Regions from separate parts of the Homo sapiens genome. Here region 1 is linked to region 2. Evidence: read pairs that join two places in POLR2A ChIA-PET (ENCODE). Cell type or tissue: A673. All regions are shown on one strand. Links, peaks and the distances in the headings refer to the core of each region. The heading gives the core; the rest is flanking DNA.

The links. ChIA-PET counts read pairs that join two places held together with the same protein. Peaks named below come from ENCODE experiments on the same cell type or tissue, not always from the same donor. Only the 100,000 strongest peaks of a DNase experiment are listed, where the experiment ranks them.
Region 1: POLR2A ChIA-PET joins it to region 2 with 5 read pairs; 3 of 35 experiments call an interaction of 5 or more read pairs at or near these places.

What each region holds. Positions count from the first base shown.
Region 1 is chr17:43,719,055-43,724,946 of GRCh38, reverse strand. It overlaps the pseudogene WHSC1L2P. Among named protein-coding and RNA genes, the nearest start is that of SOST, 37 kb to the left of the region's middle. RefSeq lists silencers at 3,924-3,983, 4,134-4,243, 4,274-4,343 and an enhancer at 5,783-5,892. In A673, for the core only: no CTCF peak of the experiment used is centred there; no DNase peak of the experiment used is centred there; H3K4me3 peaks cover 465 bases; H3K27ac peaks cover 523 bases.
Region 2 is chr17:44,107,866-44,115,762 of GRCh38, reverse strand. It overlaps HDAC5 (histone deacetylase 5), which reads left to right. Exons shown (of 27, transcript NM_005474.5): 3 at 4,963-5,034. Among named protein-coding and RNA genes, the nearest start is that of HDAC5, 12 kb to the left of the region's middle. RefSeq lists an enhancer at 3,249-3,749. In A673, for the core only: no CTCF peak of the experiment used is centred there; a DNase peak (open chromatin) is centred at 4,502; H3K4me3 peaks cover 709 bases; H3K27ac peaks cover 1,190 bases.

The DNA.
Region 1 (5,892 bases), core at 1-4,000, 390 kb after region 2:
AACAGAATCCTCCCAACCAGTTGGGAAAATAGGAGTGCAAAGGAGACTGTGTCCACTGTTTATCTGGAATGCTGAGTGGGTGGAGTCCTGTTCTATCATGGCACCCAGGGTCAATCAGAACTTCCCTGGGTCCCTATAGTATGAGGGGCCAGCTAGTTTTCCAACACTTCCAAGGAAGGCATGGAAGGTGCTGGGCAGGGCCTGGTGGGCTGGGAGGGCCTCAGCTGCAGAGTCAGGAGGACACAGAGTGTGTGGGCTAATTACTACAGAAAAAAAAGATGTGGATTTAGCAGACACCAACAAAATGGGGTGACCATGCCCAAGAGGTTAGTGAAGACAGATACTGATGACCATGGCTCGGCTCTCCCCCTCCTCCAGCTCCCCCTCCTATGGCACAGAAGCCACTAGAACTAAGTAGATGACCTGACAAGGGAAGTTGAGGCAACTGGGAATAGATTGAATTTAAGTCTGATATGACCAACTTCAGCTGACATTGATTATTAAATAAACTTAAATGTTTTTGGCAGTTGGACAGAATGGGGAGTCTATAGGAGAAACAGAAAAATGAAGCTGTGTTTTTAGAGGCCCCAAGATTTGTAGCTAATTCATTTCTTCTTTCTGCTTAGCAAGGGACTGGCTGAGATCTCAGGCCTTTCCAGCTGTGATATCCAGTGTGGCTCTGATCCCCAGGCTTTATGACTCTGCTGCTGCTACCACTGCATCCCAGGGGACTGCCAAAGTGTGTGCAGGTCACGTCCCAGTGGGGCTCTGCCTGACCCAGCACTGAAAAATGGTTTACCCCTGAGTCATTCAGACAATTGATATCGTTGAGAAACCACGGTGTGTAGGCCCTAGGCTGGGCACTGTGCCTGCTTCTGGGGACAGTCAATTGAATAAGACACTGGCCTCATCTTCAACATGTTTACAATCCTGTGGCAGCAAACAATTAGAAGCCACTGGTTCTAGGACCTTAATTAGGAATTTCTCCTGATTACTGCTTTCGTTAAAAAGACATGAGCACATCTCCAGCTAATCAGTCAACAAATATTTACTGAGCACCTACTATGTTCCAGGCTCTGTTTTAGGTACTTGGGGTACATCAGTGGAACAAATAAACAGTAGAAATATAAATAAATGAGCCTTGAAGGCCTGCTTTTATCTCTCTGCCCATCTCGGTCCTGGGGAAATAAATGTGGGTGTTTCAGGCCGAACATCCAAATGATCAACTTTTTTTTGAGACAGGGTCTCCTTCTGTCTCAGGGTCTCCTCCTTCACCAGGCTGAAGTGCAGTGGTGCAAACACAGCTCACTGCATCCTCAACCTCCTGGACTCAAGCAATCCTAGCACCTCAGCCTCCTCGTGTAGATGGGACCACAGGCATGTGCCACCACACCAGGCTAATTTTTAAATTTTTTGTTAAGAAAAGGTCTCACCATGTTGTCCATGCTGGTCTCAAACTCCTGGGCTCAAGTGATTTTCCCGCCTCAGCCTCCCAAAGCACTGAGATTAGAGGCATAAGCCACCGCAACAGGCCATCATCAACTTAATTCTAAGGCATTTCCCACCCCCACCCTCATTCCCTGAACTCCCATCCTCCTTTGATCCTCAGTCAAGGCCAACTTCGAAAACTCCTTGGTAATCAGCTGGGAGCTTGCAGGGCCCAGACCTTCAGCAGCTTGTGGGAATGTCCCATGAGGAACTTTTTTTTTGTCAAAAGAATGCCAGGAGTTTAATTACTGTGTGGCCCATGGAGGTGATTTCCATTTATCAGCCAGAACCCAGACAGATCCTAGGAAGGCCCATCATGTGAGGCTGTGGCCGCCGTGGCCTGCTCTCTCCAGCAAAGGATAACCCTGGGGCCTGTGCCCTGGGCAGGGGCAGCAGGAATGCTTTGAATGCTTCCCCTGCATGTGGCCTTGGGTTTTACCAATGGCTACAGCGGGTGGTTTAATTAATAAATGTCCACTGCTTGTCATTTATCATTAGCAAAACAGGAGGGGTTGGAGGTGGGGGCAGCCAAGAGGGCAGGGAAGCTTTCTCCAAACAAGGTGCACCGATAAATTAAAGCTTTATCCATCAGTCTCACAGGCTGGCTGCTGTTGTACAGCCCCACGTTACTTTCCTCTGGTTCAGAGGCCAATCTCATGTTTCTGAAGGGCTTTGCAGCAGCTGTAGGGGGTTTCATCTATGACTGTGTTTCCCTTGTCAAATCTCAGCAAAGGACTGTGTTGCATGGTATGGAGGAGAGAGAGCAGCATGTGCCCAGGGGACTGGTTCCCATCGGGGTCTCAAACTGAAACTCTATGGTGGATCCAGCCTGAGGCTAGATTTTTGTTTGGCTACAATGGCATTTGACAAATTGGAAATTTTTACATAAAAATTCAAGTTTCTGGCTTCTATTGAAAAAGCAAGGCGAGGCAAAACCAAACCCTCTTTTTCAGTATGGCAACAAGCAGCTGATGGCCAGCTTAGGCAGGCAGGGCAGCCATGTGAGGTTGTGTGAGTTGTGCACTGCACAAAAGCACCTAGCAGAAGGTGCAAATGGAGGCTGAATCCAGGCCAGGCTGTCTTTCCAGCAGAAGCCCTGTAGGCAGGATGCAGGCCTTCCACTTCCCCACCACCGCTGACAATCCCTGCTACTTTACTCACCTACTCCATTCATTTACGTTACCTATCTGAGCTTGGTAAGCACTTGGTGTTTTCATTCCTAGTATACAATCAGGGCACTATTTCGTCTTCTCTATGTGAGAAATGCCTCTTCAACCTTCAAGGCTCAGCTCAACTCATAGAAGCTCCCTGGTGGTACCCTCCTCTGTATTTTCTCAACAGCAACCCACACTGCTATTATAGCACTCGGCACACCCTTGTGCTCTAATTTGTTAGCGGATCCTGTTTCCTGCAGACTTTGAGCCCCTTGAAGATAGATCCTACCATTTCTACTTTTCCTCTGCCTGGCACATAATGGGCACTAAATCAGTAGGGCTGAATGAATGGGTTTATGGCCAAGTGTGCCCCAGGCAAGGGAGGCCTCCAAGAGGCTGCCTAAAATCCTAAGCCAGGAAGGTCAGGAAAGGGTGATAAAAGGTTTTAACTTTGGGGTTTTGAAAGACCCTAGACTCCTAGGTTTCTTCTCTTGGACACTCTATGGGGCACTTAAAATCCTGAGTCATGCTGATTTTGGGATTTCCTCTGACCAGAAAGCTGAGTGTTTAAGACTTTTCACATTCGCTTGTTTTGTTGCAAGGAGCTAGTAAGAGCTCAGCCTGGCCTCTCCCAAAACCACTCATAAAGGAGCAGCAGACATGGTGCAGCCAACAGAGACTTCAGGGAACAAGGATGGCTGTGACTTGTGCAGAGCAATTCTGGGATCCTGGAACCTGAAATACATCTCCTCCCCAGAAATTTAGCCTGAAATTTCTTTAACCAAGATCAAAAGGTGAACCTTGCTTCTAATAATCACAGAGGACTGAATGTGTTCTGCGAAGGAGAGCCACACTGGTCTAAATTATTTCCAACTAACGTGTAAATGACTGATAGAGGTTTTTGGTTTTTTTGTTTTGTTTTTGTTGATTTTTTTTTTTTCCTAAATGCTAGTTTGGTGAGAAGGTAAAAAGAGTTATAAAAGTGCAACACCAAGGCGGGTGGATCGCGAGGTCAGGAGTTCGATACCAGCCTGGCCAACATGGTGAAACCCCATCTCTACTAAAAGTACAAAGAATTAGCTGGGCGTGGAGGCGCGCCCCCGTAATCCCAGCTCCTCGGAGGCTGAAGCAGGAGAATCGCTTGAACCCGGGAGGCGGAGGTTGCAGCGAGCCGAGATCGCGCCATTGCACTCCAGCCTGGGTGACAGAGCGAGACTCCGTCTCAAAAAAAAAAAAAAAAAAAAAAAAAAAAAAAAAAGCAACAAGCCCTCTCGCCTAGTCTCTCCTTTGTCGTCCAGACCCTCGCGGCCGCGGGCGTTCGTGGTTCGTCCCCTCCGCCCCCTCCGTCCCCTCCGCCCTTTCCGCCGCGCTGACTCGCCGCTTCCTCCTGGGCTCCATCGCCCCAAACCCGGGACTGCACTTCCCGGCAGACGCCGCGGCCAATGAGGGAGGGGCTGAGGATTTGGCGGCGGCGGCGCCCCGAGAGTCGGGGTGACGGGGCTTTGTGCGCTGAGGCGGAGGCTGCCAGCACGGAGGCGGAGGCCCAGGGGCTGTGCACAGGTCACCGCGGAGAGACGTGCGATTTCCCAGCCGAGCGCCGAGGACCCTGCTGCCCAGGCCAGGCTGCCAGCCGTAGGCTCCTCTCTGGCGGCAGCGGGGGCGCGGCGACACCCGTCTCTCGGCCTCCCCTTCCCACCCCACCTCCGGAGCCTTCCTCCTGCCGCAGCACGCCTGGCCTGGTCCGGCTGTGGCCCTCCTCGATCTCCGTGTCCCTCCTGTGATCGCATTGAGACGGCCGGGCGGTTAGAACGGGACAAACTGAAGGCCCGATGAGAGAAAGGGAAAGTTAAGAATGCTGGAGCAGAACAATGGATTTCTCTTTCTCTTTCATGCAAGGGATCACGGGAAACACAGTTCAACAACCACCTCAACTCACTGACTCCGCCAGCATCCGTCAGGAGGATGCCTTTGATAACAAAATTGACATTGCTGAAGATGGTGGCCAGACACCATACGAAGCTACCTTGCAGCAAAGCTTTCAATACTCACCTACAACAGATCTTCCTCCACTCACAAATGGCTACCTGCCATCAATCAGCATGTATGAAATTCAAACCAAATACCAGTCGCATAATCAATATCCTAATGGGTCAGCCAATGACTTTGGCGCAGCTAGAAACTTTAGCCCCACTGACTATTACCATTCAGAAATTCTAAACAGAAGACCACATTAAATTCTAGAAAACCCTTCCCCTCCACAGCCACCACTTCGGTACCACAAACTGTGATTCCAAAGAAGAGTGGCTCACCTGAAGTTAAACTAAAAATAACCAAAACTATCCAGAATGGCAGGGAATTGTTCAAGTCTTCCCTTTGTGGAGACCTTTTAAATGAAGTACAGGCAAGTGAGCACACGAAGTCAAAGCATGAAAGCAGAAAAGAAAAGAGGAAAAAACCCAAAAAGCATGACTCATCAAGATCTGAAGAGCGCAAGTCACACAAAATCCCCAAATTAGAACCAGAGGAACAAAATAGACCAAATGAGAGGGTTCACACCATATCAGAAAAACCAAGGGAAGATCCAGTACTAAAAGAGGAAGCCCCAGTTCAGCCAATACTATCTTCTGTTCCAACAACAGAAGTGTCCACTGGTGTTAAGTTTCAAGTTGGTGATCTTGTGTGGTCCAAGGTGGGAACCTATCCGTGCTGGCCTTGTATGGATTGAAGTGATCCCCAGCTGGAGGTTCATACCAAAATTAACACAGGAGGTGCCCGAAAATATCATGTCCAGTGTTTTAGCAAACAGCCAGAGAGGGTGTGGGTTCATGAAAAATGGGTACAGGAGTATAAAGGTCATAAGCGGTATGAAGAATTACTGGCTGAGGCAACCAAACAAGCCAGCAATCACTCTGAGAAACAAAAGATTTGGAAACCCTGACCTCAGAGAGAACATGCTCAATGGGATTTTGGCATTGCCCATGCAGAGAAAGCATTGAAAATGACTTGAGAAGAAAGAATAGAACAGTATACTTTTATCTATATTGATTAACAGCCTGAAGAGGGTTTATCCCAAGCAAAAAAGAATGTTGGGGCCGGGCGCGGTGGCTCACGTCTGTAATCCCAGCACTTTGGGAGGCCCAGGCGGGCGGATCACAAGGTCAGGAGATTGAGACCATCCTGGCTAACACGGTGAAACCCCGTCTCTACTAAAAAAATACAAAAAAATTAGCCGGGCATGGTGGTGGGCGCC
Region 2 (7,897 bases), core at 2,154-6,153:
AAAGAAGGAAAAAAGGAGGGGGCCAGGGATTGGGAACCTCATTTTAGGATTGTTGAGAGGCTTTGGAACTGGGGCCACTGCTTGGGGATGTTTGCTTGAGGCCCTTCCTGCAGAGTGTTCCTGGGGTTCTGGACTGGCTTTCCCAGTTGTGGGGTTCCAGCTGCCCTGGGCCAGGGAGATAGTCAGCCTCCCCCCAGCTCTTCCTTTCTGAGGGGCCTAGCGTCTGCTATTCCCAGAGCTTGGGCTGGCATCTGGGCTAGGGCTGGGGTGCCCAGCGCCTGGCAGAAGCCTGGAAACCACATGCCTTGGAACTCGGCGGAAGTAAAGTGAGACCACCGATTGAAGCCAGAGCACGCGGGTGTCCACTTCCCTGTAGAGAGCCCCAAGAAGGAAAGGTATGGGCCATGGGGCAGGAGATAAGAGGTGGGAAGGAAGGAAATGGTTAGTCCCCAGGGTCTGCTGCAGCCCCTGAGCGCCTCCCACCTTTTCCTCACTTCCCTGAACACTTGCTCCTCTTTCCCCAGAGTAAAGGACAGTAGGCTTTGTAAGGGGCAGAGCTTCTGGTTCCCCTCAAGTCCTCTCAGCGTAGGAGCTTTTCAGTTTGGCAAGTCCTCACTGAGTATCACCAACAGGCTCAGCCTGTGGAAGACAGAAGAAAATATGAGATGGGCCATCCCTGGTCCTCACAGTGAACATGTTAGCAAGAGAGACTGTTTTGGTGAGGGGCAGCAGGTGGAGACTGTGAGTGATTTCCTTCTGGGGCCCACTGCCCAGGAAGGTGGGAGCTGATGACTTCCCTCTGGCTCGGGCTGCCTACCAGCCTTTGACTTTATTTACCTCTTTTGCAGTCTTGGAATCACAGGCGGAGGCTATTGATGGGGTTGCCTGCTTCCCTGAGACCATTCCCTGATCTCTGCCTTTTCTTCCGGCAAAAGGGGGTTTGAGGATTAAGGCTGTCTTTATTTTTCTGGAACTGTTTGCTTCTGCATGTTCTCCTCAGTGGGGCTGAAAGGCTGACAGAACTTTCCCTCAGCTCAGACTCGGCCCAACCAGGTTGGAGGAGCTGCCCAGGGGCCTGGGACCCAGGCCAGCTCTGGTTGTACCCTCTTTGTGCCATTGCCCAGAAGAGCAGGCAAGAGTGAGGCCCACTGTGCAAGCCAGTCTGGGTGGCAGCGGGGCCATGGAGGAGGCGGCCAGGATCCTTCTCCCCAGTGTGGGAGGGAGACAAGCTTCATGACAACACCTGCCTGCCCAGCGCCTCCCAGAACCTTCACACTTTCTCTCTTTCCCTTTTCCAGGATGGAGGGCAGCAGCCCCCCCCCCCCACGCCTGCTCTCTGGGTGACCAGAGAAACTGGGGCATGGGTGTGGGGTGGAGCCAGGAACCTCGGTGTCCTGCCTTCCAGCCTTGGGCTCTGCCTCCTTCAGAGCCCCCAGGGAAGGCAGGCAGTGAGAAAGTGGGTCAATCCTGGCATGGGGCTGGGGTCTGAGAAGTAGACTCCTGGCCTCCCTTCTCTACTGAGATGCCCCCTGGCACACCTCTGTGCTCACTGCAGAGCGGGACCTGCTTCTCCCCTCCTCTTCCCTGCTCTATCATTCCAAAGAGATTGAAGGCTTAGAATGGAATGGCCAGAGAAGGCAGGGTCAACCCTGAGGGGAAGTAGAAGATGCCAAAGTAGGTGTTCACATTTTTCCTGGACTTGGCTTCAAATGAGAGGGTTCAGCCAACACCTAGCATGGGGCCTGGCTGGCACATGGCAGCTCCCAGGCCATGCTGATGGGCTCCAGCATGACTGGGCTCGAAGGGCAGGAAAGAACAGGAGGGTGGGCAGGTCTGATATCTGGGTCTCAGGGAAGCTGGCATCTCACACTTCATCCAGGGTGCTCCTGGGCCAGCCATTGGCTTTTTCACTGCACACTAAGCAGACCTTGCTTTCTTCCCTTTGGTCAAGGTCCCCCCATCCCCACAGCCTTTGGGCTCAGGAAATGGAACCTGGAGCCAGGGTTAGGCTCTTTTCCTCCTTCAGATTCAGAGGGCTAGGAGGTCAGAGTGCAGCCTTTGAGGGAGGGGCAGAGTGAGTCTGGGGAAGACAGTCCTGGCTCTGGGTGAAGCTCATGTACCCCATGCTTGGTGGGTGCTCCATAAGGTTTGTGGGATGATACATGGGTGTGCTGGTTGGGAGAGAACGGAAAAGAGAAGTGAATTGCAAGGAGGGGGGCTAAAGCATGAAGGATTGAAGTTAGACATTAGGAGGACCTTGTATCACCTGAATCTCAGAAGAAAAAAAGACATTTGTCCCCATCCCAGATCTCCTCTCTTATTGCCTTGGAGGGTTCTGGGAATTGCACTGAGGATTTTCTGACTGTGTCTGATACTTTGCTTCCTACTTGTTGGAGGCTGTAATGGTGCTGGGAGCTGGCTCCCCAGCTCCCGGCTCCAGCCACCTCTGGGTGTCCCTGTCCTGGGTGCTACTATCTTCCCTAAGCAGGAAGTCCTGTTTCCTTCAATGTCTGGGTGCTCCAGGTTCTGGGGGCCCTGCTTTTGAGTCCTGGTAACTGACGCCTTCCTCTTCTTTAGAATAAGGCTCTCCTGCCACACTCTCCTATGCCTGGGGCAGGCAGAGAGAGCTGGGACAGGGCTAGCCAGCCCTTCTGGTTACTCCTAGCGTGGGTGGGAGGAGTCCTGGGCTGGGAGGGGTTGCTGCTCTTGGCTTTCTGGGCTCCCTTGAATCTGCTGCCCATCACCCCACTGATGGAGACCTTCCCTTCCCTTCCTCTTGAGAGGGCCTGGTTGGCCAGGATGAGGTTGGGGCAAGGGGTGGTGAACAAGATCCCCAGCCATACCCTGAATGTCCACCAGCACTAGGCCTCTGAGGGAGTACTGTTCCACTGCCCTTTTTCTAGAATCTGCCCTGGTTTAGAAGCTGCAGCTCCAGACCCCTGTTTCTTTGCTGGTCCACCACTGGGTACCCCCTGGCAACATATACATCTTGCTAGTCAAGGGCCTGGGAAAGCCTGCCTCTGCCTATAGGTGTGGTCCCCCTAATCCTCCCACTCCCAGCCTGAGGGCAGGAGACCCCTTTGCCATCCCTGACTGGCAGAAGCTGGCTGGGAAATTGGGCTCCAGGAGCCACAGCCACTGTGTCCTTGGTTGGCCAGCTTCTCCTGGGCTCCCAACAAGAGGGTGAGGTCATCCAGTCCAGAGAGAGGACAGGTGTCCCTGGCTCCATGCCTGGAGTGGGGGTCAAGGAGGGGGCTCCAAAATAGCAACTGTGACATCAGGAAGGGGGAGGGGGATATAGACACAGGAATAACCAGGCTATTAAAAGGCTCTAGTGAGGTCAGGGGGCCAAGTGGGATCTTTGTACCAGTGGGAGGCACAACCTGAGGAGCAGGGGCAGGCCAGCGGTGGGGAGGGCGGGGGAGTGCCACTGGTCCTCATGGTGCACCAGCCCCAGGACCCAGGGAGCAGGGGCTGTGCTGCCAGGCCTGAGGCTGGCTGGTGGGTAATGGCTGGATGCTGAAAAACTCTTGACTCTCCTTAGCGAGGTTCCAACCTCAAGTCTCTTCCTACTTGAGCACAGGGGTCATTGTACCTGTTAATAGAAACCCTGGGAAATGGGAGGCAGTGGAGTGTGGTGGTTAGAGCTCAGACTTGAGCCTCAGACATCCCAGCCCTGCCATGTAAGCAGCTTTATGACCTAGGGTGAGTGACTTCATCTCCCTGTGCCTCAGTTTTCCCATCTGTGCCTCTCCCAAGGTCACCACGCAGAATTAATGAGATGATGTATATGATGTTCGTAGCACTGCACCTGGCACATTGCCATGGAGGAGCTACCTGTGCTCTGAGAATTAGCAGATGTTCCCTGGTCCCTTTTCCTGGATTGGGGTGAGGAAAGGGGACCAGGGGACACCTGTCTGCCCAGGAGGAGTATCCCTACACCCTAGAAAGAAGCTGAGGCTGAGCAGCCTCTGGAGGCGACACTCCAGAATGAGCGGGAGGGAGCTGCCATTTAGCAGGTGTTTAGGGGTCTCTCTGCTGGTTGAAGGGGTGGGGAGGCACCTCTCAACTCTGTGGGAGGGCAGAAGTTAAGCAAACCTCCATGGGGCTATTAGAACTCCAGGGAAGGTGCCTGTGTGCCAGCCTCTCCTAGACCCTTCCAATTCCTTTACCTGTTCTGGAAGGCAAGAAGAAAGACGGAGGCTTGAGTCTGGCTTCTTGGTCTCCATCCCCTGGCTTGCTTGCCAAGAGTAGCAGCCAGAGCCGCTCCCAGATGCATGGGTACCCTGGCCGGCGCCCTTCCCCAGCCCAGCCTCTGGCCACCCAGCGCTGTGGCCTTGGCCCTGAGTGCAGGCCCTCCCCTGTTCCCATCCCCCTCGCCTGGCGCTTCCTCCTGGGGTAGAACCGCCTCCCCCCCCATGGGGCCTCCTGGCAGCCCGCCCGCAGCTCCCTGAGCATGCTCCACCTATTTATAGACAGGGCCCTCCCCCAACTGCTATTTCAGTCTCCTGCCAGCTGCCGGCGGCGGCTCATTCGGGAAGGAGGAGCAGGGAGCCGGGCCCAGAGCTGTCACCCAGGGTTGGGAGGGAACACAGAGCCCGCCTGCCCGCTGAGCTCCCCTTCCTGTCCCAAGTGCTCAGCCATACCCCAGCTCCCAGGAACCAGGGAGAGGCTGGTGGTCGGATGCCCCTCTAGAGCAGAGCTGGGCCTGCAGCTCTAGGGCCTCCCTGCCCCTCCTGCCGCCAGGAGTGCCCAGGCCGGATGAGGCACTTCCCTACAGTGTGGGTCCCGTCGGCAGTGGCCTGAGGGAACCTGTGCTGTGCGGGCTGCCCGACCACCTTCCCTTCGGTCTGCTCCCCGCCTCTGGCGGCCCCCTCCCTGGCATGCTGCTGGTGCCCAAGGCTCAGGGGCTCGTGGAGATGCTGCAGACCATCTATGAGACAGAATCCTGTTTCTCAGCAGATGGGATGTCAGGTCGGGAACCATCCTTGGAAATCCTGCCGCGGACTTCTCTGCACAGCATCCCTGTGACAGGTAAGTGCCTTGATGTCCCTGCCTGCCCTCTGTCATCTGGCATCCTTGTCCCTGGGCTGAGCATCTGGCCCTGAGCCTTGCACAGATAGGGTCCTGCATAGATCTGTCTTGAGAGTTTTGTTGAGAATACACAGGGCTGGGGGATCCCTGCTCAGAGAGGCCCCTGCCCTCCCTGCCCAGAGCCTGCTGCTCCCCGGTGCCCCTCCGCTGTACTCTGCTGCATCTCTTCCAGTCCCTTCAGTCTCTGGCAGGGTCGGCATCCACTGCTGGGGGCTGGGGGTTACTGGAGGATCCTGGCCTAGTTGGCACTGTGGTCAGAGGGGAGGAAGTGGGTCAGTGACCCGCCTCCATGCTGCCCGCTCCCCAAGTTTGGGCAAGGGAAGAAGGTGTAGCTGGGTGTCCACAAGAATAAAGGTTACTCCAGCTCCTCTGGCTTGGTTCTTGGGGCTACAGGATCGAGTACAGTGACTTCCGCAAGTCCCCAGCCAGGAGTCTCTTGAGAATCAGACACTTGGGGAGGCTTGGTGCAGTCATGATGGAGTTAGGCAGAGGCTGGCAGCTTGGATATTGAGGGGCTTGGCTGCCTTAGCCCCTAGCTGTCTCCCGATGGCGCTCCTCTCCCCAGGTCTGGGTTGATTCCCATCTCATGAGGATGAAGAGGTGTTACTCTGGCTCAGATGGGCTTCGGGACCCCCTAATCCTGCCACCTTCTCAGCAGGAACTTTTTTGGCTCTTGGCTAGGGGTGGGGTCCCCCAGAGCTGGGCCGCTCCTTCCCTCACTCCCAGGAACCTGTTGGCAGCATCAAGCCTTCCTGGCACAGCCTCCCCACCAGGCCGGCACCACAAGATGCTTCCTCCAGGGAGGGGCCTGCTGGACCCATGCCTGCTCAGCCCCTCCTGGCAGTGGCTTGGCACTCAAGTGTGGGTGTCTGTGTGTGTGCGTGTGAATGGGGAGTCCTTGCCTCTGGATATGTGGGTGTGCATCCCAAGCTTCAAATTGGAAAGTGGGAACTGTGTGCCTCTGCAGGTGCCTGTGATTTGGCTCTGAGCTGCCCAGGGATAAGGTTGCAGTGGGACTTGGATGTGTCAGAGCATGAATGTTTTGGGAAGATTCAAAAAATCTTTGGAACATGGCTTATCATCTGCCCAGGCAGGGATGCCCATGCAGTTTTCTCATGTAGGAGCATGACCCTGAAGACTAGCCCTGCAGGGTATCCATGCAGGCCCCGAGGATAGGGGCATTACCCTGGGGCCAGCCCTGTAGGCTGGGGTGGGGATGGGGGTGTAACCTTGGGAACCGGCTCTACAAGATACCCACGTAGTCCCCTGAGGTAGGGGCGTATGCCTGGGGGCCCCCTACACAGGTCCCTGGGATGAGGAATAAACCCAGAGGGCTGGTTCTTATCCTGGTCTGGAGTCCACAGGTCCAGCTAAAGACCCTGCCTGCTGGCCCCTAGCCCACAGCCTCTGGGACTCAAGGTGGTCTCTTGGAAGGCAGAATAATCCCAGAGCATCTGCTTGGGACAGCTCCACGCCATCTGGCTTATCAGGTCCACCCATCCTGCCCTGTCGCCTCTGTTCCTTGCTACCAGCAGCAGCCAGCAGTTGGCCGGAAGTTTCCTCCTCAGCTTGTTCATTCACCTGCTTCCAGATTGTACCCCAGAAACCTTGCAGGCTGGGACCCTGCTCTCTCATCTCCTCCCTAAGCCTGGCTGCCCCTGCATGGACTCCCAGGCAGCCCCTCTGTCCAGATCCCTGTCTCCCCACTCCACCCCCAACGCTGGCTGGCCTTCAGAGTGGTGGCTTGGTCCATGCTGGCAGGAGGGAGGCGTGAGTCACCTCAGCGGCTCGGGGAGAGGGCTAAGAATGTTCCCCCTGCGCAGCTCTGATGCTGTGTCTGTGACGCGGCTAGGGACAGATATAGGCCTGGAGCTCGGCAGCCTTGTTTTTTTTTTGTTTTTTTTTTGTTTTTTTTTTGGACTCTGGAATGTAAATAGATGTTTCAAATAGAAACACTTTAACCTTTGGGTTAAAAAAAATCCACCCCGGATAAACACGGCCATGAGGGCCCAGGCAGCCTGGTGTTTCCCTCCCCACCCCCTCTCCCCATCTCTTGATCGGTCTCCAGACAGGATGCAAGATCCTATGGCTGAAAAAGCAGGTGTCCAGGGAAGCTTCTTTGGATGGTGTGAGTTGCGCAGGTCTCCCAAGCCCAAGGGGTTGGGGCAAGGGTCTTTCGAGGGTGGTGCCTGCCTGCCACCTCCAGCAGCATCTTTAGAACCCTATTTTAGGGATAGCCTTTGCTCTCTGGGCTGTCTTGGTTGTTGCCATTGCCCAGCACCTAGCACAGTGCCTGGCACATGGATGAATGAATGTCGCATGGGGAGGGCTGGAGTCCAGAATTGCTGGCAGGATTCCTGGGCTCTATTCTGGGGCCTGGACCTCTGGGTGAATAGAGACAGCTTTAGTGAGTCACCCCAGCGGGTAAGACAGAGCCTTAGCCTACCGAAGGACAGGGGCAGTCTGCTGTTCTTGCTTAAAGAGTGGGGCGGATCTCAGCATCTGCTCTTAGCGATCAGAGGTCTTCCTTGATGGATGGGGTCTCTGCCTGGCCACCCTACCACAGCTCCCCAGTGCACAGTGGGCACCACCATCATCCCAGCTTAGTTCTGGCTTGGGGAGCCTGGGAGTTTGAACTCTAGTATGGGATTCTCAAGGACACAGAGGTGGGGAATTCTCTGCCTCCCTTATGTGGGCCCTGGATTCCCCTTTGTCTTGTACTGGGTGGAGCTGATGCCCAGACAATACGCAGGACTTTATGAGATGGCATGGAGGAGGAGTCTGCTTTTCCCATGGAGGGAGG